Regions from separate parts of the Mus musculus genome. Here region 2 is linked to region 1. Evidence: chromatin loops called from intact Hi-C (ENCODE). Cell type or tissue: left cerebral cortex. All regions are shown on one strand. Links, peaks and the distances in the headings refer to the core of each region. The heading gives the core; the rest is flanking DNA.

What was found. Hi-C counts contacts between places; a loop is a spot of excess contacts. Peaks named below come from ENCODE experiments on the same cell type or tissue, not always from the same donor. Only the 100,000 strongest peaks of a DNase experiment are listed, where the experiment ranks them.
Region 2: a loop joins it to region 1, with 2.3 times the contacts of the local background. A loop is called at or near these places in 3 of 42 quality-filtered maps.

Annotation. Positions count from the first base shown.
Region 1 is chr1:37,263,693-37,280,774 of GRCm38, reverse strand. No RefSeq gene overlaps it. Among named protein-coding and RNA genes, the nearest start is that of Inpp4a, 28 kb to the left of the region's middle. In left cerebral cortex, for the core only: a CTCF peak has its summit at 8,108 (motif pointing left); a DNase peak (open chromatin) is centred at 8,093.
Region 2 is chr1:37,371,375-37,379,374 of GRCm38, reverse strand. Inpp4a (inositol polyphosphate-4-phosphatase, type I) reads right to left here. Exons shown (of 26, transcript NM_030266.4): 12 at 7,569-7,673; 13 at 6,956-7,064; 14 at 5,086-5,103; 15 at 1,614-1,797; 16 at 316-534. Among named protein-coding and RNA genes, the nearest start is that of 4930439A04Rik, 41 kb to the right of the region's middle. In left cerebral cortex, for the core only: no CTCF peak of the experiment used is centred there; DNase peaks (open chromatin) are centred at 1,072 and 3,017; H3K27ac peaks cover 884 bases.

The DNA of each region.
Region 1 (17,082 bases), core at 5,055-13,054:
ATTCAACATTGTCTTGAGGCATGGAGTGCTTGGGGGAAACCCAGACTCCTTAAGACTGATAATGGACCAGCTTATACGTCTCAAAAATTCCAGCAGTTCTGCCGTCAGATGGACGTAACCCACCTGACTGGACTTCCATACAACCCTCAAGGACAGGGTATTGTTGAGCGTGCGCATCGCACCCTCAAAGCCTATCTATTAAAACAGAAGAGGGGAATCGAGACTCTACCCCGAGCACCAAGAGTGTCTGTGTCTATGGCACTCTTTACACTCAATTTTTTAAATATTGATGTTCATGGCCATACTGCGGCTGAACGTCATTGTTCAGAGCCAGATAGGCCCAATGAGATGGTTAAATGGAAAAATGTCCTTGATAATAAATGGTATGGCCCGGATCCTATTTTGATAAGATCCAGGGGAGCGGTTTGTGTTTTCCCACAGAATGAAGACAACCCATTTTGGATACCAGAAAGACTCACCCGAAAAATCCAGACTGACCAAGGGAATACTGATGTCCCTCGTCTTGGTGATGTCCAGGGCGTCAATAATAAAGAGAGAGCAGCGTTGGGGGATAATGTCGACATTTCCACTCCTAATGACGGTGATGTATAATGCTCAAGTATTCCCCTGCTTTTTTACCACTAACTAGGAACTGGGTTTAGCCTTGATTCAGACAGTCTTGGCTCTGTCTGGACAGGTCCAGATGACTGACACCATTAACACTTTGTCAGCCTCAGTGACTACAGTCATAGATAAACAGGCCTCAGCTAATGTCAAGATACAGGGAGGTCTCATGCTGGTTAATCAACGCATAGATCTTGTCCAGAAACAACTAGATGTATTATGGCAAATAGCTCAGCTGGGGTGTAAACAAAAGTTTCCGGGATTGTGTGTTACTTCCATTCAGTACTAGGGCAGCTAATTTGTCAAAAAGTCTTTTTCAGTATATGTTACAGAATTGGACGGCTGAATTTGAACAGATCCTTCGGGAATTGAGACTTCAGGTCAACTCCACGCGCTTGGACCTGTCCCTGACCAAAGGATTACCCAATTGGATCTCCTCAGCATTTCCCTTCTTTAAAGAATGGGTGGGATTGATATTATTTGGAGATACACTTTGCTGTGGATTAGTGTTGCTTCTTTGATTGGTCTGTAAGCTTAAGGCCCAAACTAGGAGAGACAAGGTGGTTATTGCCCAGGCGCTTGCAGGACTAGAACATGGAGCTTCCCCGATATATCTATGCTTAGGCAATAGGTCGCTGGCCACTCAGCTCTTATATCCCATGAGGCTAGTCTCATTGCACGGGATAGAGTGAGTGTGCTTCAGCAGCCCGAGAGAGTTGCACGGCTAAGCACTGCAATAGAAGGGCTCTGCGGCATAAAATGAGCCTACTCTAGGGAGACATGTCATCTTTCAAGAAGGTTGAGTGTTCAAGTGTCCTTCCCCCAGGAAAAACAACACGGGACCAGACCAGGACCCCTCTGGGTGATGAGCCTGGGAGGAGGTTATGTGTACGGCTCCTTTACCTACACACTGGGGATTTGACCTCTATCTCCACTCTCATTAATATGGGTGGCCTATTGCTCTTATTAAAAGAAAAGGGGGAGATGTTGGGAGCCGCCCCCACATTCACTGTCACAAGATGGCGCTGACATCCTGTGTTCTAAGTGGTAAACAAATAATCTGCGCATGTGCCAAGGGTATTTTACCACTACTTGTACTCTGCCTTTCCCGTGACGTCAGCTCGGCCATGGGCTGCAGCCAATCAGGGAGTGATGCGTCCTAAGCGAAGGTTAACTCTCCTAAATAGGGACGGGGGGTTTCGCTTTCGTTTAGAAGGGGGCTTTCGTTTTTGGGGCTTGGGGTTTTGCGCTCCTGCTCCTAAAGATGTAAGCAATAAAGTTTTGCCGCAGAAGATTCTGGTTTGTTGTGTTCTTTCCTGGCCGGTCGTGAGAACGCGTATAAGAAGAAGGGAGAAGGAAAAGAGAAGAAGCGAGAATGATGAGAGTCCTCGGGCAAAGAGAGAGCACTTGAACTGCCAGCCTCCATCCACTGCTGACTCCGAGTCATTATTGAATAGCGCCAAGCCCATCCCCGCCTTTCTCAGGACCCTCCTCGTGCTGAGGCCGGACCTTGGCAGGGTGACACTGGGGGAGTGAAAAGGAGCAATGTATCTGGACATGAGCTTTTGTGACTCTGCTTCCTGATTGTTGATTTCACCAACCACCTCCCGATCCTGCTGCCACTCCCTCTCACCACTGTGGGCTGCACCCTCAAGCCCTTCCTTCCTTAAGTTGCTTCTAAAAGTTGAATTTTATTTATTTGTGTTGTGTGCCTGTGTGTGTGTTCATGTGTGTGTGTGTGGGTGGGTGTGGGTGTGCTGCACCACACATGTGGAGGTCAGGGGACAATGTAGAAGTCAACTCTCTCCTTCCACAGTCTTGGAGGTCTACTACAGGTCATCCCTGTGGATTTGTGTTTGTTCATCTGCTTACTTAACTATGTAAGGCAGAGAGTAAGCTGTTACATTTACTACCTATCTTAGTCAGGATTTCCATTTCTGCACAAAACATCATGACCAAGAAGTAAGTTGGGGAGAAAAGGGTTTGTTCAGCTTACACTTCCACATTGCTGTTCATCACCAAAGGAAGTCAGGACAGGAACTCACTCGGGGTAGGAACCTGGAGGCAGGAGCTGAGAGGAATGTTGCTTACTGGCTTGCTTCCCCTGGCTTGCTCAGCCTGCTCTCTTATAGAACCAAGACTACCAGCCCAGAGATGGTCCCACCCACAAGGGGCCTTTCCCCTCTTGATCACTAATTGAGAAAATGCCTTACAGCTGGATCTCATGGAGGCATTTCCTCAAGAGAGGCTCCTTTCTCTGTGATAACTCCAGCTTGGGTCATGTTGACACACAAACCCAGCCAGTACACTACTGAAGAGATGATATAACCTGCTGCCCCATGAATAGTGCAATTAGACACTCATGCACAGTAGGGAATGTGACAGGCCCCCCAGACTTTAAACAACTTGACCTCATGTTTGAGGTACCATTCTCCCCTCGGATCCCATCACAGAGACCCCAACACTTTGCCAAAATAAAAACAAAGACCTGTCATAGTCCACAGTTCTAGGAAAGTCTCTAATTATACTAATCTTGCTTTCATGGCTTCTCTACTTTGGCTTATTACTAGCTGTTCTTGTTAATTAAACAGTGTCAAACCAGGATGGAGTTTTTGAGCATAAAAAGCCAAAACCAGAAGGCTCAGGCCTGCAAGATTTGGGCCAGTTCCCTGTGCAGCCGCTGGCCTGTAAAGAAAGACTTTACATTTGGCTTTAAGCATGTCTGTGTCCTCTCTGGTTGAAATAGCTCAAAAACAATGACATTTAACAAGTAGAGACTTAAGGCAAAGCAGTAAACAGAAGACAGAGAGACTTAAAAACATCAAAATCACAAGGACCTCAACTGACCAGGACAGATGGGGAGGACCCAGATCTGGTCACCAAAGGTTCTGAGAGTCCCTGGTCCAGGAGTATACTTACATATTTTGTAAATACATATTTTTATATAAACAAACAAATATGCTCAGGTGCACTAAAGAAATAGTAGTAACAGAAGTACTACAGGCTTATGATCTGACATTTCTAGAAGTTCCAATGAATAATGTTGGACAAAAATAAAGGTGGTGTTAAGGTTTGCCATGATCTTCCATTACATTATCCATGCCTCTTAGAATGAAGGTGGACAGGATCAACAAAGACAGGGTCAGATTTACTCTGAGATCATTTTTCAGGGTCACAGTCTTAATCTGATTTGCGTTGCTGTAGGAAGATACAGGAGACTGGGTAATTTATAGAGAACAAAAGGTTTGTGGTGATGCATGCCTATAATCCCACCTAGTCAGGAGAATAAAATCAGGAGAAAACTCAATCCTGGAAGTTCGAGAACAGCTTGGGCCTGGTGTAGCAGCACAGGACTTTAATCCTGGTCCTTGGGAGGCAGAGGCAGGTGGATCATGGAGAGTTCTGATCTACAAAGTAAAGACCAGGACAGAAGGGCTGTATAGAGAGATCCTGTTTCAAGACAGCAAACAAAAACAAAGAAACAGTTTGGGCATCATAGCAAGAACACATCTCAAAACCAAAACAACACAAAAACCCCAAAATGAAATAAAACAAACAAAACAAAACAAAAACAAAGCAAAACAAATAGATGGAAGGCAGGAAGAAAAGAATGAAAAAAAAAGAGAAGGAACAGGCAGGATCCATAGGTGCAAAGCCAGCCTATGCTACATAGACATTCATATCTTACAGTTGTGTAGGCTGAGAGTCCAAGGCCAAGGGGCCCATATCTGGTGTCTTAGTTAGGGTTTTATTGCTGTGAACAGATACCATGACCAAGGCATCTCTCTCTCTCTCTCTCTCTCTCTCTCTCTCTCTCTCTCTCTCTCTCTCTCTCTCTCCCTCTCTCTCTTTCTCTCTCTCTCCAAGACAGGGTTTCCTCTGTGGAGCCCTGGCTGTCCTGGAACTTACTCTGTAGACCAGGCTAGCCTCCATCTCAGAAATCCACCTGCCTCTGCCTCCCAAGTGCTGGGCTTAAAGGCATGTGCCACCACTGCTTGGCTCCAAGGCAGCTCTTATAAGGACATTTAATTGGGGCTGGCTTACAGGTTCAGAGGTTCAGTCCATTATCATCAAGGTGGGAGCATGGCAGCTTCCAGGCAGACAGGGTGCAGGAGGAGCTGAGAGTTCTACACCTTGATCTGAAGGCTGCTGGCAGAATACTACGGTTCCAGGAAGCTAGGATGAGGGTTTTAAAGCCCCTGACCACAGTAGCATACCTATTCCAATAGGGCCACACCTTCTAATGGTGCACTCCCTGGTTGAGCATTTACAAACCATCACATCCAGCGAGGGCCATCTGACTTCCCTAGGTGTGTGTAAGCTAATGGTGAGGGCTCCATCTGCTATGCCTCCTCCAGCCTTCTCCCACAGCCCCTCTCCTGTGAATTTTCCTCTTATGCAAAACAAGCAGGCCTCATCAACAAGTGCCCCAAATATTGAAAATTTAAGAACATTTTGTTTGTTTGTTAAGTCAGGCTCTTAGTATGATGGCTTGGCTAGCCTGGAACCCTCTATGTATGTAGACCAGGCTGGTTTCCAAATCACAGAGACCTCTCCTGCCTCTACTTCCTGAATCCTGGGCTTAAAGGCGAATACCACCACCTTTGTGGAGAAAACAAGAACCTAATTCTGTACTATGCAAAGTGTGTCTAATTAGAACTATAGAATTCAATAACTGCCTCTGCCCTCCCAACCCCCAATATTGTTGCTAAAAACCTAACTTAAAGAGTGGTGACGGCTTTCGTCTGTAGTTCCAGAATGCAAGAGGCTGGCACGGGGAGATTATCAAGAGTCTGACATCAGTTTCAGCAATGTTGGGAGTTTGTGGCCAAATAGCAGGGGACTCTCTGTGCAGTTCAGCTGCATGGGAAGTAGGCTGGGTTGTCAAGGTGACCACAGGTACTAATGAGCTTTGTGCTTGTTTTAAGTGTCTGGGAGGGGCTCCCAGGTGTTCAGCGTCCTCAGTGTGATGTTCTGTCTACACAACAATCTCAAAGGCATTGGCAGTGAACCCTTAGCATCAGCCACTTCACGTCCTGTTTCTTCCGGGCATGATCATGTTTTTAATGTTGGGGAACACTGGGTCGGAGCAACCTTAGGCATAGGCCCATTGGCCACCGGAGTCAATGACGGGAGTCCAATGAGCTTGGACTTCTCAGTGCCAAAAACTATAAGAAAAAGAGCGAAGATAAAGGTTAAGAAGAGCAATAACACATTTGTAGTGGTTTGTATATGCTCGGCCAGGGAGTGGAACTATTAGAGGGTGTGGCCCTGTTGGAGTAGGTGAGGCCTTGTTGGAGTGGGTGTGGCCTTGTTAGAGTGGTGTGGTCTTGTTGGATTGGAATTGGCACTGTGGGTGTGGGCTTTAAGACCCTCAGCTACCTGGAAGTCAGTATTCTGCTAGCAACCTTCAGATGAAGATGTAGAACTCTCAACTCCTCCTGCACCTTGCCTACCTAGGCACTGCCATGCTCCCCACCTTCATGATAATGGCCTGAACCTCTAAACCTGTAAGCCAGCCTCAATTAATTGTCCTTTATAAGTCTTGCCTTGGCCGTGGTGTCTGTTCACAGCAGTAAAACCCTAGCAAGACAACACTAAAAAGGTGATACTTGCCCAGCTGCCTGGGGCAGGCTATCAACATGGTGAGCTGATGGAATGTTCTCTTTGGCTGCAGAAGAGTGGATGGACACTCAGTGCTGTCCAGAGGACAGGAGGCTCTTTACTCCTGGGCTCCTCTTCAATGGATCTGGCCAACCTTAGATAGGACAATACAAGGAGAAAATACTGTCTATTCACACTTAGTTGGATCTGTAGGAGGGACAAGCAAAGATGTTGTTTCCTGTAGTTCCATTCAGCAAAGCATCCTGGACTCAGGCTCTGGAGCTGTTGTGGGTTAGTGGTGTTGCAGCCAACAGCTGACCTCAGGGCCATTGCAACTGTTTGTCCCTGGTACAGGCCAAGGGATCTCAGGTCAGCCAGTTCCCAAGGCTCCTGTAGTTGTGCTGGCTGCCTGGGATCCTACCAGTAGAAAAGAGAGGTGGTTAGAAGGGGGGAGGGGTGCCCATGGTAGATCACACCTGTATTTAGCATTCAGGAGGCTGAGGCAGGAGGTTGGAGGTCAGCCTGGCCTGTACAGATATTATGTCTTACAGTTCTTGGGACTGAGAAGTCCAAGCTCCAGGTCATTGACTCTGGTAGCCAATGGGCCTATGACTAAGGTTGCCCTGACCCAGTGTTCCCCAATATTGAAAACATGATCAGGAGGAAACAGGACCTGAAGTGGCTGTTGCTAGGTGTTCACTGCCAGCACCTTTGAGATTGTCATGTAGTCAGAACATCACACTGAGGACACTGAGCACCTGGGAGCCCCTCCCAGACACTTAAAACAAGCACAAAGCCCATTAGTTAGTACCTGTAGTCACCTTGACAACTGAGCCTACTTCCCCATGCAGCTCCAGAACTCCCTGGGGGCTGGTGAACTGAACTGCACAGAGACAATCTCCTGCTATTTGGCCTCGAACTCACTATGTTGCTGAAATTGATGTCATACTCTTGAAAACACAGATGAAAGCCATCAAGCTTACCCAGGACTTGTTCTGGTTGGCCACTGCATATCATCCAGGATGTCATCGAGAACAGCATAGACAGCGTTCCCTCCAGTAGCGCTGACTGCTCAGTCTCTGGCTCGGAGCCGGAGGAAAAGTTAGCCTCTTTAGTGACCATATTTGTTCAGGGATATCACGCATGGTTGCTCTAGTTTGGCACCTCCACCAAAGCACACCCGTGAAAGGATTGTTCTGTTTTGATTACGCTAATCTCCCAGCAGATGGCAGGAGAAGATCTCGTTCTAATAAGTGATTCTAAGCGATTTGACAATTTTCACCAGGAGCTGAGAGTCTTACCTGGACAGAGTGGTTGTGTATTAGCCCCTTCCCCACAGCAATACAGTCAGGGGTTCTTCTTCAAAATATTAATCTATTTTTATGTTATGTATATTGCTGTTTTGCCTGCGCGAACGTGTGTGTCTGATACCCATAGAGACCAGACCAGGGCGCTAGATCCCCTGCAACTGGAGTTACAGATCACTGGGAACCACCAAGTGGGTGCTAGGAATTGACTCCAGTTCCTCTGACGGTTTTCAGGCACGTGTGTCTTGCCATTCCTTTGTCTATGGACATGATAGCTCATTTTGCTTGTTTATTTGTTTGTTTGCAACATTGAAAATCTTAAGGAATTTTACACTCGTTGAGACATTAAAGTTATTCAGTAGCAACTGGAACAAGAGCTCAGAAATGGAGTATATCATTTTGAGGCATTGCTGCAGCAGTATGGGGGAGCTGAGCCGTGGCATCTAATTCAGAACCGAACCCCCACAACCTCCCACCTCCCACCCCTGTCTTGGGGAGAGAGAGGTGGCTCAGAAGTTAAGAGCATTTGTAACTTAGAATCACTTTGTAGCGCGAGATCCTCTACTGCCATCTGCTGGTAGGTTGGCATAATCAAGGCAACGGAACAATCCTTTCACTCTGAACCAACACGGTCTGCAAAGAAAGGCTAACTTTTCCTGTGGCTCTGAGCTAAAGACTGAACAGTCTGCACCACTGGTGGGGACTCTGTCTATGCTGCTCCTAATGACATCCTGGACTATACGCAGTGACCAATCAGAAGATCTCCTGGGTAAGCTTGATGCATCTACTGTTCCCCTTAGATGGAGCACTTCTGTAGGGGATGAGTCCTTGGTATGGTTAACAGGACTGACTTCATTGTATAAAGCAGAGTCACAAACATCACAATAGTGTGCTGAAGATTCGTCCCGAGGGATCGTATGCTTGATTTTACTCCTCATGGATGACGATTCTGAGTGTACTTGTCACGGGAAGCCACTGCTCAGTTGAAGGCTACAGTTTCCATTTTCCTCTTCCCATCCAACCCCCGTGCCTCCATCCTGAAACTAGATGTTCACTAGCAGGAAGATGGACATCTCTTAGCCGATATGACGAAGCAGCAGTACCTCCCCAGCCCTTGGGCTCTTTTGGCAGCTGCAGAGCTCAGACATCAAGAAGAAGACAAAAAGGAAAACCAACACTCTCAACTAACCCTGACCCCAGATAGCTCCCAGAGACCAAGCCACCAATCAGAAGCATACACAGGCTGGTCCGAGGCCCCTGGCACTTAAATAGCAGAGGTCTGCCTGGTCTGGCCTCAGTGGGAGAAGATGGGCTTAGTCTTCTTGAGGCCTCAGGGAAGGGTGAGGTTTGGTAGTGGGGAGCACCCTCTTGGAGGCAAAGGGGAGGAGGAATGGCACGAGGAACTATGGGAGGAGGGAGGAGGGATTGGGAGGGGGTGATGACGGGAATGTAAATAAATAATTTTAAAAATAAAAGTAAAAGAGGACAAAAAAAAATAGTAGTGCAGGTCATACTGCACCAGGTCTGTGCCAACCAGGAGCATCCTCCCTGCGGGGAGGCAGAGTAAGAAACCTACTGCATCTGCCACCCAGTGTTGGGATCCATTTATCCCAGCAGCCAGCACCTTCTGCATAGATGTAATTTACTCTTCACTAATGCAGTCTGTCTGCTGGCAGCCAGCTAGTGATGCCAAGGACAGAGACTTTAGCAACCTCTGTGAAGGAAAAGTGTTTTAGGCAAGATTGTCTAGAGTAACTGAACTGATAGAATATAACACACACACACACACACACACTGGCTAGTCTAACCGTGGCTATCTGCGTGCTGCAACTGAACTAATAGAATATATAATATACTAATACACACGCACAGGCTGGCTAGTCTAACAGTGGTTGCATGCCACAGAGGCCAAGAGCCTCTCAGAGTTCTCCTAATCTGGGACTAAAGTCCTGGAAGCTCCCTGGAGAGCTGCTGGTACTCAGTCCATATTGGAAAGGTAGAAGCTGGAGTCTGATGCTCAGAGGATGGTGGTGGCAGCAGAGGCAGCACAGTCAACAGGATAGATGCACATACCAGCTAGAATGGAAGGCAGTCAGGCAAACTAGACCCCACTCCTGACTTTCTATAGATGGGCCACCCCTTAGAAAGCACTGTCCTCCCTAGGGAAGAGTCTTCTCAGTTAACTCTTCCTGGAAAAGGCAGACCTTCCCTGAGGTGTGTCTCCTCTTTGTTGATCCCAGATCCCATAAAGCTGACAAGATAAACCATCACAAGTGTAGAATTAGAGATGGTTACTTTTCTCCTGTAAATTGATGCAAGGCTCTTCTTCCTAAAGTTCTGAGCAAAGGGGTATTGTGGCTGCATGGTATTCTGTGGGGATGTGATTTGGAAGGCTATCTTCAGCTCACTGTTTCAAACACGGAGTGAGATCTTTGGTGGGTACAGGAAATGGTAGAAAGCCTTGGGCAGGCACCTGATCAGGTGCAGTTTGGGGGCCTGAACCATCTCCAGTGTCCCTTTGTGCTATAAAAACATCATATATAAGGGGGTGAAGCCATGGGAGGGAGTATCATGGCATATACTGGAATCTAAAGGGGGCTCAACACACCTTCAGGCCAATGTCATTACTTTAAGGGCTGTGTATGAGTTAGTCTTCTGTGATAAAACACTGTGACCAAGGCAACTTATAGAAGGAAGGATTTAGCGGGGGTGAGGCTTCCACTAAGAGTCCACTCTTTCATTAATAGTCCACTGTGGCAGAGAATTGTGGCAGCCAGGAACAGGAAACTGAGAGCTGTCTTGAACCCCAAGCACAGAAAAGAGAGAGCAAACTGGACATGGAATGGGGCTTTTGGTGCCAGTGCTGGCCCTTAGTGACATACTTCCTCCGACAAGGACATAACACCCAAACAGAGCTGTTGGCCGGGGGCAACTGTTCAAATGCCCAAGACTATGAGAACATTTCTCACTCCAACCAACATAGGGTCCAAGTGCCTCATTCCATCTGGTTGCCTGGTTCCTTGGAACTCAGAACATGGGTTCTCCTTGTTTGTTGCTGGGTTAGGAAATTCTCTAGCTTGTCCTTTCTGCTTTAGCATCATTGTGGGTGAGCCAGGGCACAACGCTGAACTCTCTGTTGAGAACCTAATCTAAGAATTCAAAGGTCCCAAGGGAAGTTCCTGTCTAACCTCATCACTACCAGCTCATTGTGAGTGTCACCTCACAAGTGACATTAATGATTCATGCCAGGCCTGGGATTTGGGGGGTACTAACCTATGATACACTAAATTACACACTTAAAAGCATGAACCAAAGAGACAAGAGAAAAATCGAGTGTTACCAATTGAAAATGCTACAAGATATATAATGTTAATATTTATCATTGGTTGATGCTACTGATTTGGGCTATCCTAATGGTTTATTTGTGAGTGAGTGTGTGTGTGTGTGTGTGTGTGTGTGTGTGTGTGTGTGTGTGTGTGTGTGTGTGTGTAGGGATTATAACATGAGTTCTGGTGATGGTGGTATCCATACTATAAAAGGTAAGCCCAGGGGAGTTTCTCGCTCAGAGCCAATGGCTGCCCACTGATCCTGCCTCCTCAGGATCAAACCTTTGAATTCTTAGATTAGGTTCTCAACATTAAAACCTGTACTACCATAGCCCCTGTAATATAGTATCTTCTCATGTTAAGACAGTCTGAACATGGCTGTCTGCTGTCTAGTAAGCTTCAGTTGGAGAGTTCAAATCAGGTTCCTGTCTCAGTTCATGACTTCTGTCCACATCATCTTTTGGCTCCAGTTCCCGCAGCTGAGTATTATGTTACTGCTGGTTTTTGTTCCAAATCTATGACTGTAACCTGATTGGTCTGTCCCATCATTTTACTGAGTGACATCATTCGTTAATATTGCTGGGTAAGTTGACCATTTTGATCCCTGAGCTCTGGCTGAGGATGAGATGTTGTCCAACCACAGCTACCAAATCCACTCATGTCTCTTTCGAAGGGAAGCTTCTATTAGAAGAGGCTAGGGATGGCAAGAAATGCTATGGATTAATATTCATCCTTTTGTTACTGATTTATGAGAACACCTGATGTATTAAATATTAGTCTTCTCTCATATAACAACTAATTTGAGGTCAGAGAAAAATGAGTGCCTGCATGCCTCCTTGGTTGCTTGTGCTTAACTTGATATATTTACTCTTACACAATTTGGGATGCCCTGCCTAGGGAATGGTGCCACCCACAGTGGGCTAGATCTTCCCAAATTTATTAACTCATTCATTCAAACTTGACAATTTCTCCACAGACAATTTCTCACATGTCTACAAGCCAACCAAGTTCAGATAATTCTTCATTGACACTCTCCTCCCAGGTGGTTCCAAGTTGTGTCAGGTTGACCATTAGAACCAAGTCTCATACAGGTTGTTTCCTAAATGTGTTTTGCTAAGTGGAATCTTGGCATTTTGACGCACAGGTGGTGAAGCACAGGATAACTATGGGGAGCTCTGATAAAAGCATTTGTGTGTTTCCTCATCCCAGTGTCCCAGAGTAAAACCCACAGTCCCTACAGTAGAGTAGGGACTCCTCTTCACTGACTCAGAGACACTTCGAAGCAGTGATAAAAAAAATCCTCTGGCGTCATAATGAACCTGATTCTGAAAGGTATTGCTCACAAACACTCTAATGTCTTTGTGAGAAAACATGAGTTAAAATAACCAAGTGTTTGGTCTATAGGTAGACATGCCCAGTAAAATGACCTCCCCCAAAGGCATTTATAAAATGTTTACAGCAACGTGACTGAGAATAACTGAGAATAGAAATTTGCACACATGTCCCTAACCAGAATGAATAATTCCTGCTACGTTCAACACTCAATAATATGCAGCCATGAGACTCTCATAGACTTCTCCTCCACGTTGAACATCACAGATCAATCTAAAAAACAAAATTATGATGACATTTATATGGATTTCAAAAATGGGCGAAACTAAATCTCTAGAGATTGTAATAAAAATATGGTTAACTTTAGAGTGTGCTAGTGTCTGAAAAAGTCCACAGGGAACCATCTGCAGTGCCAGAGTTGTGCCACAATGATCTGGGTAGTGAGGACACGTCTACATGTGAATATCTGTCAAGCTCTGGGTGTAGGAGCCACCTGCGTCACTGTACAGAGGTCACACAGCAACTAAACATTCTCTGAATCCCGTGGTCTCACTCTCTCTCAACCACTTTCACCTCAAAGTTGTAAGTATCTCCAAACAGACCAAGAACAAAAATGTAGGCCAAGTATTTTGTTATGAGATGAAACTGTCAGAAATAACAAAATGTTACTTCTATAAACCATACACCTAGATCAGTCTATGTGTGGGTAAATATATCACAAATAAAAAAGCCCCGACTCGACACAGATACTAACCATGGTGAAAATCAAAGACTGATACATTTAATCTTATAAAAACAGAAACTTGGCTCCAGTTCTGGCTTTAAGATTTGTGAATGTGGCTCTATCTACATCAAATAATTCACAGATGTCTCCTGGAATTCTCTCGTAAACATATCTGTCCTTTCTCTCTCATGAGCTTATTTATCCGGTTGTTTATTTTCCAGATACTTACTCATAGCATGAGTGTGACTCAATGACCTTCACATTGCAGAATCTAATGCTATTTGATTTTTTAAAAAAAAAAATTTCTAGATGGCTTTCATTTTGGCCACTGGCCAAACCATTTTGTGTCCCTTTGACATAGCCATTTGTGGTTTTCCAGCATTTTCTATCTTCACAAGATGGTCTAGGTGTATGGTTTATTTTTCTATGCACCAGCTCCAGAATCATCCTGGTTCTTTTAATTGGAGAAAGATATTTAGATACCAGGATGGGTGTTTATTGTGTCCTTTGCAAAAGATATTAATCAGAGCTAGAAATCTATATTTGTACACACACACACACACACGATCTCTGTATCTGTCTGTCTGTTATGTATATATGTATATAAAGAAACACATTTATATTTTAGGGTTTGTTCTTGATCCCTGTGATGGCGGCTTTAATTCTCAACTTGACCCAACATTGGAGGAGAGGCTCAATGAAGGGCTGTCTACACTGGGTTAGCCTGTGGTCTGTAGGGGAAGGGCTGTCTACACTGGGTTAGCCTGTGGTGTGTAGGGGAAGGGCTGTCTATACTAGGTTAGCCTGTGGTCTGTAGGGGACTGTCTTTGTTGATTGATGTGGGAGAATCCAGCTTACTGTGGGTGGCCCCATTCCCTAGGCAGGGAATCTGAACCATATAAGAATAGTGAGGTCAAACTGAGAACAAGCAAGGAAACAGGCACACATTCATTTCTCTTGGCTCTTGACGGTGGGTGTGATGTTATTTGATGTCTAAAGTCCCTGCCTTGTCTGTAATCTAGAACTGTAAGATGAAATAAAGCCTTTGTTACAGCAACAGAAATGAAACTAGAGCATCCTCTTATTTGAAATTTCTTTCTCTATGGTAAGCTTGTCTTCCATTTTTACCATCCATTCCATTATCTACTGCCCTATACACAGTATACATATAATTTCAGAATTATTCACCAACAGATTCACCATGTTAAAGAATTTACAACTAGAGTGTGTGTTTGTGTTAATTCCTTCTGTCTTTGGATTTAGAGTTTTAAAAGATACTTAGCCATCATTTTGCCCTAAAGTTTCAATAAGATTAGGCCCTGTGTTTGCAATACAGTTAGACTCATTTGTTAGAATCTTCTTTTCTTCCTGGAATGACACTACATCCTTATTTATATTGAAAAATGTTGTTTTCACTAAAGTTTGCTCTTTTTATCTTTGAGTTAGGGTCTCACCTAGCTCAGGCTACTCTCAGATTCTATACGCAGCTGAGGCTGGCCTTGAATATCTGATCTTCCTGCCTCCATCTCCCAAGCGCTGGGATTATAGGTATATGCCATTACACCTGGCTTAAAGTTGACTCTTAATGACGTATAGCTATGGGAGTCCAGGTCACGTATGTACAACACCAGTACTGTAAAAAAAATTGTGTCACAACAAGAATTAGCTCCTTTGTGACCACCCACCAGCCTCTCTCAGCTCCCGAGGACCACTGAGATCCTTTTCATCTTTGTGATGTACTTTCTCTAGATCGCCATGACAACAGAATGGTTTTTACATGGACCAGTTTAACAGTTTGTTCGTTCCTATCTCTGGGCAGCGTTGGATTGTATGGATTTGCTTTCCACCTGTTGAGCAGCAACAGGGTTCCATCAGTGTGTGTGTTTATAAATAAAGCTATTATAAACATTCATGTACACATTATATTTCAATAGTCTCCTCGAATACTGACATTTATTTAGGGCTCTTTCCTGGACATATCCCCAGTGCATGGAAAATGGGACCTAAAGTATGTGGAAGACATTGCTAGTTAAATTCAAGGTTCTTCTTTGTCCTCATTCTTCTAGAACTTTCCCTAAGAGGCAACTGGGGAAGATTGGAAGGCAGGCAGAGGGAGAGTGAGTGGACTTTCTTCTGCTTGTCTACATGATCCTCTGGCTATAGAGCCTAAGTACCACTTAGTAGTGGTTGCGGTGACAGCAGCCACTGCCTGCTCTGGTAAGGCAGTTGCTTCTAGCTTCATGTAAAAACTCTAGAATCTCACCTACAGAGCAATGCTACTCCTCAAATATCGCTCACATCCCTTTGTTTGCAGATGTCTCTAAGTTCCTGGGGTATCAGAGATGGTCAACAGTAACTCACCCTGAGAGGTGTGAGTTCTAGTTGCGGGGCGACTCCTCCGAACACTTTTCTTTGTGTAACTCCAGGGCTGGGGTAGACAGCTCCTTTATGCACTTACCATCCTGAATAATGTCCACGTCTATTTCTGCTGATCTGTCTGTCCATGTAGTCACTCCCTCTGATACATGCTCTCTGGTAGAACATATTGTAGGTCATATATTTGTCCTTTGCCCTTGCATTCTGATAGCTCCTCTTTGTTGCTTTTAGGATCAAGGTCACAGTAAGCATTGGCTCATGTCTCTGTGTACCCAGGACATTGTCTCTTCTGCTTCTGACTGTGTACGTGTCTTCCCAGAAGCATACATCCCCAGTTCATCATTGCCTGATCTTTCTAGGGAAGCCATTGTTTGAGGAATGCACCCTGGGGCTGAATCTTCCCTTAAGACAAGAGCTGAAGCAGGAGACATTAGCACATTTTAATCCAGGTCTTTATCTTTCCCATATAAATATAGGTGCAGGCATAATTGATAGCTAAGGCTATTAAAATGTATTCATTGTCATAAATATTCAATGTTAGAGAATACATAGCACTGCAGATTACATTCTGCTGGTCATATGAAATTGAATCTATGCTCTTTAATAGACCTGGACCTTCTAACCATTTAAAAGCATTAAGCATCAGATGCCCCCACAAGAAATGGTCATGTGACCCACAAGAAGAGACCCAACTGCATAATTGAACATAGAGGTTGTTTTTTTTTTTTGTATGAAGTACATTAGGATTCAATTATAGATTATGGCATCTACCCATTGAGACTTCAATATTGTCCAGGAAAGGGTTGGGAGAAATTTGTTTCGTAGAAAGAAAGGAGGAGACGGAGGAGGAAGAGAGAAGGAAGGAAAGAGAAAAAGGAGCAAAGATGGGAAGGAAGAAGAACTTCCAGCCTGCATTTAAGTGAAGGATGGAACACCTAAGTCCTTGTTCACAGTCTCAGAACCCAAGGGCAAAAATGTGAATGGAGTTCTGGTTGCTAGCTTAAAAAAAAAAAAAAGTTCTTGCAATATGCAAGCTTTCAGCTAGCTAAGAGCCTGAGGATGCAGTTCCATTGGGGGCTTGAAGCTTTTTCAGGGTAAAGGTGCAGGTTACAAGGCCATTAGCCATGAGACTCAGCTTTTAAGTTTCACTTTTCAGCTTTAAAAAATATGTATTTTATGTGCATGGATGTTTTGCCTGCATGGATGTCTGTGTATGATGTGTGTATCTAGGGCCTAAGGAAGCCAGATGAGGGCACTGGATACCCAGGAACTGGAGTTACAGATGGTTGTTAGCCACCATTAGGGTGCTGAGAATCAACCCCAGCCCCTCTGGAAGAGCAGCCAGTGCTCTTAACCACTGAGTCATCTCTCCAGCCTTAGTTGTCTGCTCTTAAAACTTGGACCACTACCCCAGCTTTCCACCTAACAGTCTCTACTTACACATGGTTCTCTACTTAGAGCTAGAATGGGTGGTAACAGGTGACTCCAGCAGAACCAGGCTACTCTTGTAGTGACAGGTGGGGCTGGCATCCACTTTAGATTCCTCGGAGAAATCTCACCATGCGATGCCCTTTTCAGAGACTGCCCAAACCCAGGGCTTGCCGGTTTCTAGGAGTTCCCCGATTTCTGTATCATTGGCAGCCAGAAGTTCTTACTCTAAGGAGGGAGGCTGTCTTTGAATCCACTGAGAAATGAGAAGAGATGAGACATGCTGTCCCATCAAGTGGCCAGATGTCACAGTGGCTGGATAGCAGGGAATCTAGATTAGTTTCCCTGACTTGAAGGGATC
Region 2 (8,000 bases), core at 1-8,000, 100 kb before region 1:
GCCCACACTGGAACCATGCAGTGACATAATGTCAGGGGCAGAGGCAGCCTGGGTACCTGAGCCTCTGCGTTCAAACAACAAAGAGTCCTAACAGGTGAAGGACGAGCAGGGGCTGAGTAAGGGGAGAGGCCTGGCTCCCAGCAAGATCACGTACAGTTTACACACACTATGGTCTGAAAACAGTCAACCTCAATATCAAGTAGCCCAAAGCCACCTGAGAAGCAGACCTGGAGCTTGCTAACAAAGGAGCTGGCACTCTGGGAGGGAAGGTCTATAGTTCAGCAGCAGGACCCCAGGCAGGGGCAGCAGACTCACCCACTCCTCCTCATGCCAGTCCACCTGCAGGGAAGACCGGCTGCTTCTCCCCGCCCACCTGGCCATCAGGGTGTCCTGGTCATTCCGAAGCATCACCTGCTCCTCCTCAGTCGAGGTAGGGGAGGCCTTGGAAGCGATGTAGTCGGGCCGAGCTGCATTCAGCCCATGGATGGAGTTGGCCAGCAGCTTACAGTCACAGACAGTCACCAACTGCCGAGTCTGCAGGTTCACACAAACCAGGGCTGCTCAGTGTGCTCTCTTGCAGAAGGGGGGAGGCAAAGGCTAAGTTCCTCCCACCCATCCTGTTCCATGCAGCCTGCTAAGAAGCATTCTCAAGGGTATCTAAATACAAAGGCAACATGGGACAATCTCAGCAAGAACTTTCCTGCAAGACTAGAGCACATGGGGGCTGCTTGAGACCTGTTTATCCCAGAAGGGGTCAAGGAAGATTAGAAGGGGCTAAAGAATCCTATGTGTCATTTTCTGGCTCTGCTTGACTTTGACCCTACATCACTGGAGAAAAGGGCTCATTTCCAGCCTTGGCAACAGGGTGCACTGTGCCTAGCCCCTGGGGGTGGTTCCCAGGGATCACACATTACTTTGGTTCAACTGGGCTCCTGGCATCACCACTCTCTCTCGCCTTGGAGACTGCAGCGGGAGCTCGGCTGTTCCTAGCTTTACTGCTAGGAACTATCACTTCCTTTCCCAGTGGCCCTGGTCTGTGGGGACCCATGTGAAGAATATAACACATTCTGAGCAGGAACAACAGCACCCAGCAGCAAGACAGGTGTGGGTGGGGAGGTGCAGTGGGAATGTGTCTGAAGGGAAAGAGTACCAAGCGTCAAAGGCGGCTCAGCCACTCTCTCAGTATGCAGACATGTTTATGTAATTTTTAAGTCAGGATTGAGTTGTGGTTAAACAGAACTTTTAAAATTAATTATATATAAGCCAATAAGGTTATACTGCTCATTTCTTATGACTGAATAATTGCTCTATAGGTGCTGACTAAGATGTCACTACAGAAGCTGTAGTCTGTGTGAGTCCCAGGAAAGTGAATGCAAATTTACTTGCTGGAAGACGCATCAACCCATTGGCCTAAAGCTACAATCGGGGCTCCAACTACAAGCAAGTCACAGACTTCCCTACAACTTTATGGATTTAAAAGAAAAGTTTTCAAGGTCACCACAATGGCTCTCCATTTGGCTCTGGGCACTTCCGGGTTACCCTGGGTGGTCTAGTAGCTTCTAGAAATGTAAGAGACCTCTCCAACCCACACGCAACTGGGCAGCCCCTCCTACCTTGTCTGCCAAGATGGCGAGAGTCCTCTCAAGGCCAGTAGCTGACCTGTCCTTCGCAGCCCTTGAGAGCCGTTCCGCGTAGTAGCTGACCTGGGTTTTTAGGGTGTTGATCTGGGCAATGATCTCCTTGGCTCGGGTGATGTCCTGTGGTATGTAGATGATGGACTGGCCACTAGAAGATGTACTAAAAGGAACAACAGGTCCTAAGGGGCTCTCCAAGTCATCCAAGCCACCCACAACTCTCCCTAAAATAGAGGGGTTTTCTTGGTAAGTTTAATCACTGATGGGCAAAGGTCAATCTTAGAAGATCCTTTTTTATCTAAAGAGAAGTGTAAAATGTATATAAGACTAAGACTTTTATGTGTACTTGTACCTGTACGTGTCTTTAATTTACTATATAAATGTACATGTATGTGTATAAATACCTTGGAATATCACTATAATAATTACCCAATGCTGGGATCTTACCTAGGAACTTCAGTAACTTATAATCAGTCCTTCAGATCTGGGGTCTGCTTACAACTACCATAGTCTAACGGACATATATGTGTAAACTTCTCCATTTGGTCAACAGGGCCTTCAGACTTCCTGTAAGCAGCCTCACATAGTCCTCCCATGTATTAACTTGAGCAAGTTCCCAACAACAGGTTCCTTTCTCTCTCCTGTTTCAGGCCTTCCTTATGCTGACAACACTGCATTAGAGAAAGCTGAGGCTGAGCCAGCCAGAGGCAGGCCCAACAACTCAATGCCTCTCAAACTACAGCCCCTCCTCCCGCCCACCTCCTCACCACTGTGCAGCACTGTAGATGTGTCTGGGAACCAGATGTCAAAGGGCCAGGCCAGCTGCTGCCCAGGTAATCAGGAGCCTGTGAGGGGCCAACTCCATATGCCCTGGCTTCACAGGCGGGCCAGCATGTGTGGCCATCTGAGGTGGCAGATAAGCTTATGTCTCTTAGCTCAGGTCCCAATCAATCAAGCATTATAAAGTTGTTTTTGAGACCATCTGAGAATGCTTGAGAAAATGAGACATAAAAGTCACCAATGCAGGAGTGGTGATTCTGGGATGTGAGGACAAGGGAGGGAATGCTCTCCCTTCTGAAACGAAGGGCTGGCCTTGAGTGCCAGGGAGAAGGGGCACCGTGGAGAGCAGAGGGTGACTCTCATCACACCCTACCTCACTTGCTGGAGATGAGAGTCACCCGAGACCTCTCCAGGGAGGCCCAGAAGCAAGTCAGGAAGAAAACACCACTCCCCTTTGTCTTTCTGGACTACAGGGCAAACATGCAAACACCACAAACCAAACTGCCCCAGAGAGAACCACCACCGCCACAAGCCCACACACCACAGCGGACACGATGGGTCTGCAGAAGCCCATGCAGCAGATGGCGACTGAGCCTGGGCAGCACAAGCATCATTCCACAGCACCGCCCGCAGAAGCTACTTTCCAATCTGCAATCTCTCTCCCAAATGAATAGCTGTCGCTTGGGACAATCAGGTCTTGGAAATACATTTTGAAGAAGAATTTAAAAAATAGAATCTATTCTTTCTGGTCCTCAGCCTTGAGAGTCTACATGGACTATGTGCTGTGTGTAGATCTACTGTTGCATATGTCCATGGCTGTGCACACTCTGTTACGACAACAGCCACAGGATTGGCACATGGAAGTACATTGAAATTGGCAGTACAAGTTGGCAAGTTCAAAGAACTGCTCTTGGGAACATCAGGAATGCATACATGCACGTACTTAACTCCAAAATCAGGAGCCGCACAAAGGGGTGCAGAGGTTATGCTGCCTTGCGGTACACAGGCCTCTGTGGGAGGGGACTCTGTGTTCTACTCCCAGCTCTTCCTGCAACAGCTCAGGAGGCAATGGCCTATGTGTGATGCTTAGGCTTCATGTTAGACTCCCATCCAGGGTCTGCTGACCCATCCATACACACAGTGGAGGCCACGGGCTAAGCACCTAGCCACATGAGTATCAGAGTGCAGTGCCTAATGTGCACTTGCTCTGGATACAGAGAGTAAGGCTGCTAGTGGAGAGTCCCACGGAACCAGGTCCACCACCCCTAGGGTTGGATCAAATCTTTGAGATTTGTTTGCCCCCTTCTCCCAGGCTAGAAGGTTCCCGGCTGTCTTGGGAGCTTGGTTCCCTGGAGAAGAGAGTGGAATCATAGGAGTAACCAAACCCTTCCCGAGGCATGGAAGATTTAGAGTCTTCAGTTAACATGGAACCTGATGAACTTTCCAGATACAGTGCACATGAAGCACCTGGGTTGACATTTACCAAGAGCCCTTGGCTCTCCATGCTCCACTTGCTGCTCATCCCTCAGACCTTAGGCATCTGACTCCTCCTGCTATGGGAAGGAGTGAGCCTCCGTTCAGAAAGCCCAAGGAGGGAACAGGGATAATATTCTGAGGGGCTGTGGAGGATGAAGTGTGAGTAGCGTCCTTCCCAGATGCTGTCTTCCCTCCCTCGGGACTTCAGGGAAGGGACCCCACAAGGGAAAGCTGGCGAAGCTTCTTCTTGGGTGTGTTTGTGAGGACTCAGGCTTCCTGACATTGTGTTTCCAGCAGAGCCCTAGTATGTCAGTGAGGGTCTAGGCCCAGCCCTAGCAGCATTTGCCACAGGGCCATGGGGCCTCTCCTGATGAGTTGCTGGTTTCCCAGTCTGGGACTAATGAGGAGATCCTAGACAGACATGGTGGCTTCTGGCTCCCATGTAACTCTCTGGAGGAAAAGGCCACTCAGCTCTTGCTCTGCTGCCCAATGGGAAAAACTGACCTTAACATCACCATCATTAAAATCAGCACAGTACAAAAGTATTACAAAATGTAAACTGGCTCCATCACAGAGGGAAAGTGAAAACTCAAAGGCTCGTGCTGGGCCTGAGTGAACTGGGCCTGATGAATACACAGTCTGTATTCCTGGCTACTAAGGACCGAGGCAGGAGGATTACAGAGAAAAGCCTTGGCTGTAGGATAAGTTCAAGGCCAACTTGGGGATACTTAGCGAGCCCTGTCTCAAAAGAAAAAAAATGTTAAAATGGCTGAGGTAGCATGTGGGGATAAAGCTTTGCCTACCAGGTATTGAAAACAAAAAAAGGTTCCCAAATGGCCTTGGATGGGTAAGACAGCTCACTGTGTAAAGGTGTGTGCACTGAATGTACCAAGGGGCTGATGTGATGCCCTGGCACCCAGGGCTCTCAGTGAGCTCTTCTGCATCCTTCGAGGAGGCAAACTGGGCCCTGTGTCCACTGAGTGCAGGAAGAAAATGCTGTCAGGCCATAAAGGAGGCTGCAGATGGCAGAATGGCTATTCATTATCAAAGAACATTGCAGCTGGAAGGAAGAGCTCTGCTGACTGGGAGCCACGAGGCAAATGGGATGGAGCCACCCCAGATGAAGGACAGCACAGGCTTTCTCTACACAAGAGCAAGAATCAACGTACACTCTCTCCACAGACAGAAAACTCACCAACACTCCTCAAAACTGCTAAAGAAAAAAAAAAAAAAAACCAAATGAAGCATTAGCGATTGTTAGCAAATACCACAGGCAAAGCACAATTTAAAGGCTGACTGGCATTTTTTTTTCTCTCTCTAAATACTTGGATGTAATTTGTTGAGGCCATGACTACAGGAATAAGCAAACTTATGAGTCTAAAATACTTATTCCCTGGAGTGAGTCTGCGGCCTGTGCTCAAGCCCCAGGGACATCCCACTGGGGCCCAGAACATGTGTCTGCATGTGAAGGAAAGCTCAGAGAGCACAAACTGCTGCAAAGGTGGGCTTGTGACACCACTGCTATGTTAATAATATCCATGAGAATACCTGAAAGACCACAGAGGCATTGGGAAACCAGCTCTCAAGCCAAAATGTAAAGTTATCTAGTATCAAAGCTGCCACCTTTCACACACAAGGGACAACCAGGTGGCCTCCTGACTGGTCACCTAGAACGAATGGACTTTCTCTGTCAGGAAGCCATGTCACCTCACACACTCACTCTTCCCACACACACTAACTATGATGGAAAATTTACTCTTCTTCCTGCTCCCTAGGATGCTGTGGACGTGAACAGTAAGGAAAGCCTGAGCACGGGGCTGTCTGCTCTGTAGGAAGGAGTCAGGGCTGCCTGATAGACTCACTAACATGCTGAAATGGCTTTACTGTGCCCAGCTTTTCCCTGCTTCTCCTCCCCATATCCAGGCTAGGTGACACACACTGGAAGGGCAAGCACTCTGAGATGTCCTTTTCTGCTTCCTGCTCCGTCTCTGGCACCGCTGACATCAGTGGCACTCTGACCTGCCTTCCTGACTCCACAGGCTCCTCATGGGCCCCTGGTCTAACTGTCCAGCATCCTGACCCAGTGGTGCAGTACCCTCACTCTGGCCACAGCAGCAGAACCGGACAATAATCAATCAACACCCACTCATGCTAGGACCCTCCTCCACCTGCTTCTACCTGTCACCATGTAGGAGTCTCTGGGAGTCTCTGGACCTTTGCTTCCTATCTCAAAAAGCATTCCACTCTCAGATCAAAGGCACATCTTGCTGAGGCCTCCTGGTAACACTTGGTCTTAACCCCTCGCACTTGACAGCCTCTGTGCTCACCCACCTGCCGCCTTGCCCCTTCTGGGGTCAGTGACCTGCTCTGTTCTCTCTCCCTTACCTGACACACATGCGTGCTCCATAGAGGCTCAGTCAGACTCTGAGCACAGTCTCCTTGCCAGTGCTTCCCACTGCACACTCAGCCCAAGGACCTCACAAGACTGTCACCCTGCTCATTTTTACACTCATACCCTCTGATCACATTTACATTTTGCCAGGTGACATTCTGGATGATAGATACCCAAGGAATGCTTCAACTGGGAAGCCTTTCCTCACCCTGCCTCTCTGGCAGTTTCTTGCTCAGGACAGAATTGACAACCCTCTAGATCCTTTTAGTAGTGGGAACACTTGCCACTGCTGTCCTTTAGGAAAGGACACAGAGTGCTGGGGGCTTTAGGAACTACAGAAATGATCCTTGAAAGTACAGTTTGTCAGAGGCTTTCCAAGCCTGGTGCTCCAACTGCCCAGAGACTTCAGAGGAGCTGAGCTCTCAGGCACTGCACGCGGGTGGCCGCCTGAAGCAGCTCCCTGGAAAGACTAGACTAGTGGCCAGGCGCCTCACCACTCCCTCCCCTCAGCCACACACACACAGAGCAGCACAGGGTCCCTGAGGCAGCTCCTCCAGCCACGCAGAAGCAGATCAGATGGCTGGATGCTTTTGCAGTTCCGTTTGATTCTCGTTTTAACTCACAAATGTCGGACACAGCAATACGAGGACCACAGATACCCTCCTTCACTTACTGTTTCTTGGCCTCTTCAAACTTGTGCAGCTTTTTTCGAAGACCTCCTGACTTAAAACCTTGGCAGTGTGCTGCTGGGGCTCCAATAGTGACGACATCGTAGTTCTGATCTGAGCAACAGAAAGCTTTCCTCCGTTACTCTGGGGTCAGGCCTACAGACAAGCCAGCTATGGCAGCATGGATAGCATTGTGGGACCTATAGCCCACATGTAAACAGCCTCTGGCTTCCTAATCCTACATCCAGAGGCTGAAAGAGGGCTTGCTGAATCCAGCACTAACTATTCAGTAAGAAAGCCGAAAGGTAGAGCCGCTACCTGGGATGCTAAATGCCCACTTCCTCCCTTCTCAGGAAAGAGTCAATGACCGGCAACTTTCTGCCAGAAAAACAAAAGGAAGCTGAGATATCTAAGAAAGGGGGTTGGACTTTGTAACTGAAAAATTTCAAAGGTCCTTGGGTATTGGAGAAGGGAGGGAGGGACGGACAGACAGACAGACACACTCTTGCTGCTCAGCATACAGGAAAAATGGGCCAGATATAGGGCAACTCAAAGACCAAGTATACAGGAAGAAAGAAGCAGATCACAACCCAGCAATGGGGTGAGAAAAGCAAGTACCTGAGCCTCCATCATCTTGAACTCGCATCCGTTGTATGTGCAGGTTTGTGGGAACAAATTCTAACTTTTTATCTGCTTTCAAACTGCTTGCTTTAAAGGAAGGACCTAAGAAATAAAACAAGAGAGCAGCCCCATCAGTATGCACCATGCGCACCTAAGCAAGCACCCAGAGGTGCAGCTACACGGAAGCAGGCCTGTCTCAACAAAGGTCTGGTAGACTGAGTGTCACTTAGGACAGTAGGCTGGAGGACAGTTCGCAGCAGGGGACTGACTCTGAATGCTCTCTGCTGAGCAGAGCCAGAGATCATCAGCTTGTAGAAGGCTAGAGTGGTGGTGAGGCCACTCCTCCTGTAACTCAGCTCAGAAAGACATGCTACACAGATATGACTGTAGATGGGGTGGTGCCACCACCACAAAAAGCCAGTGGACCAC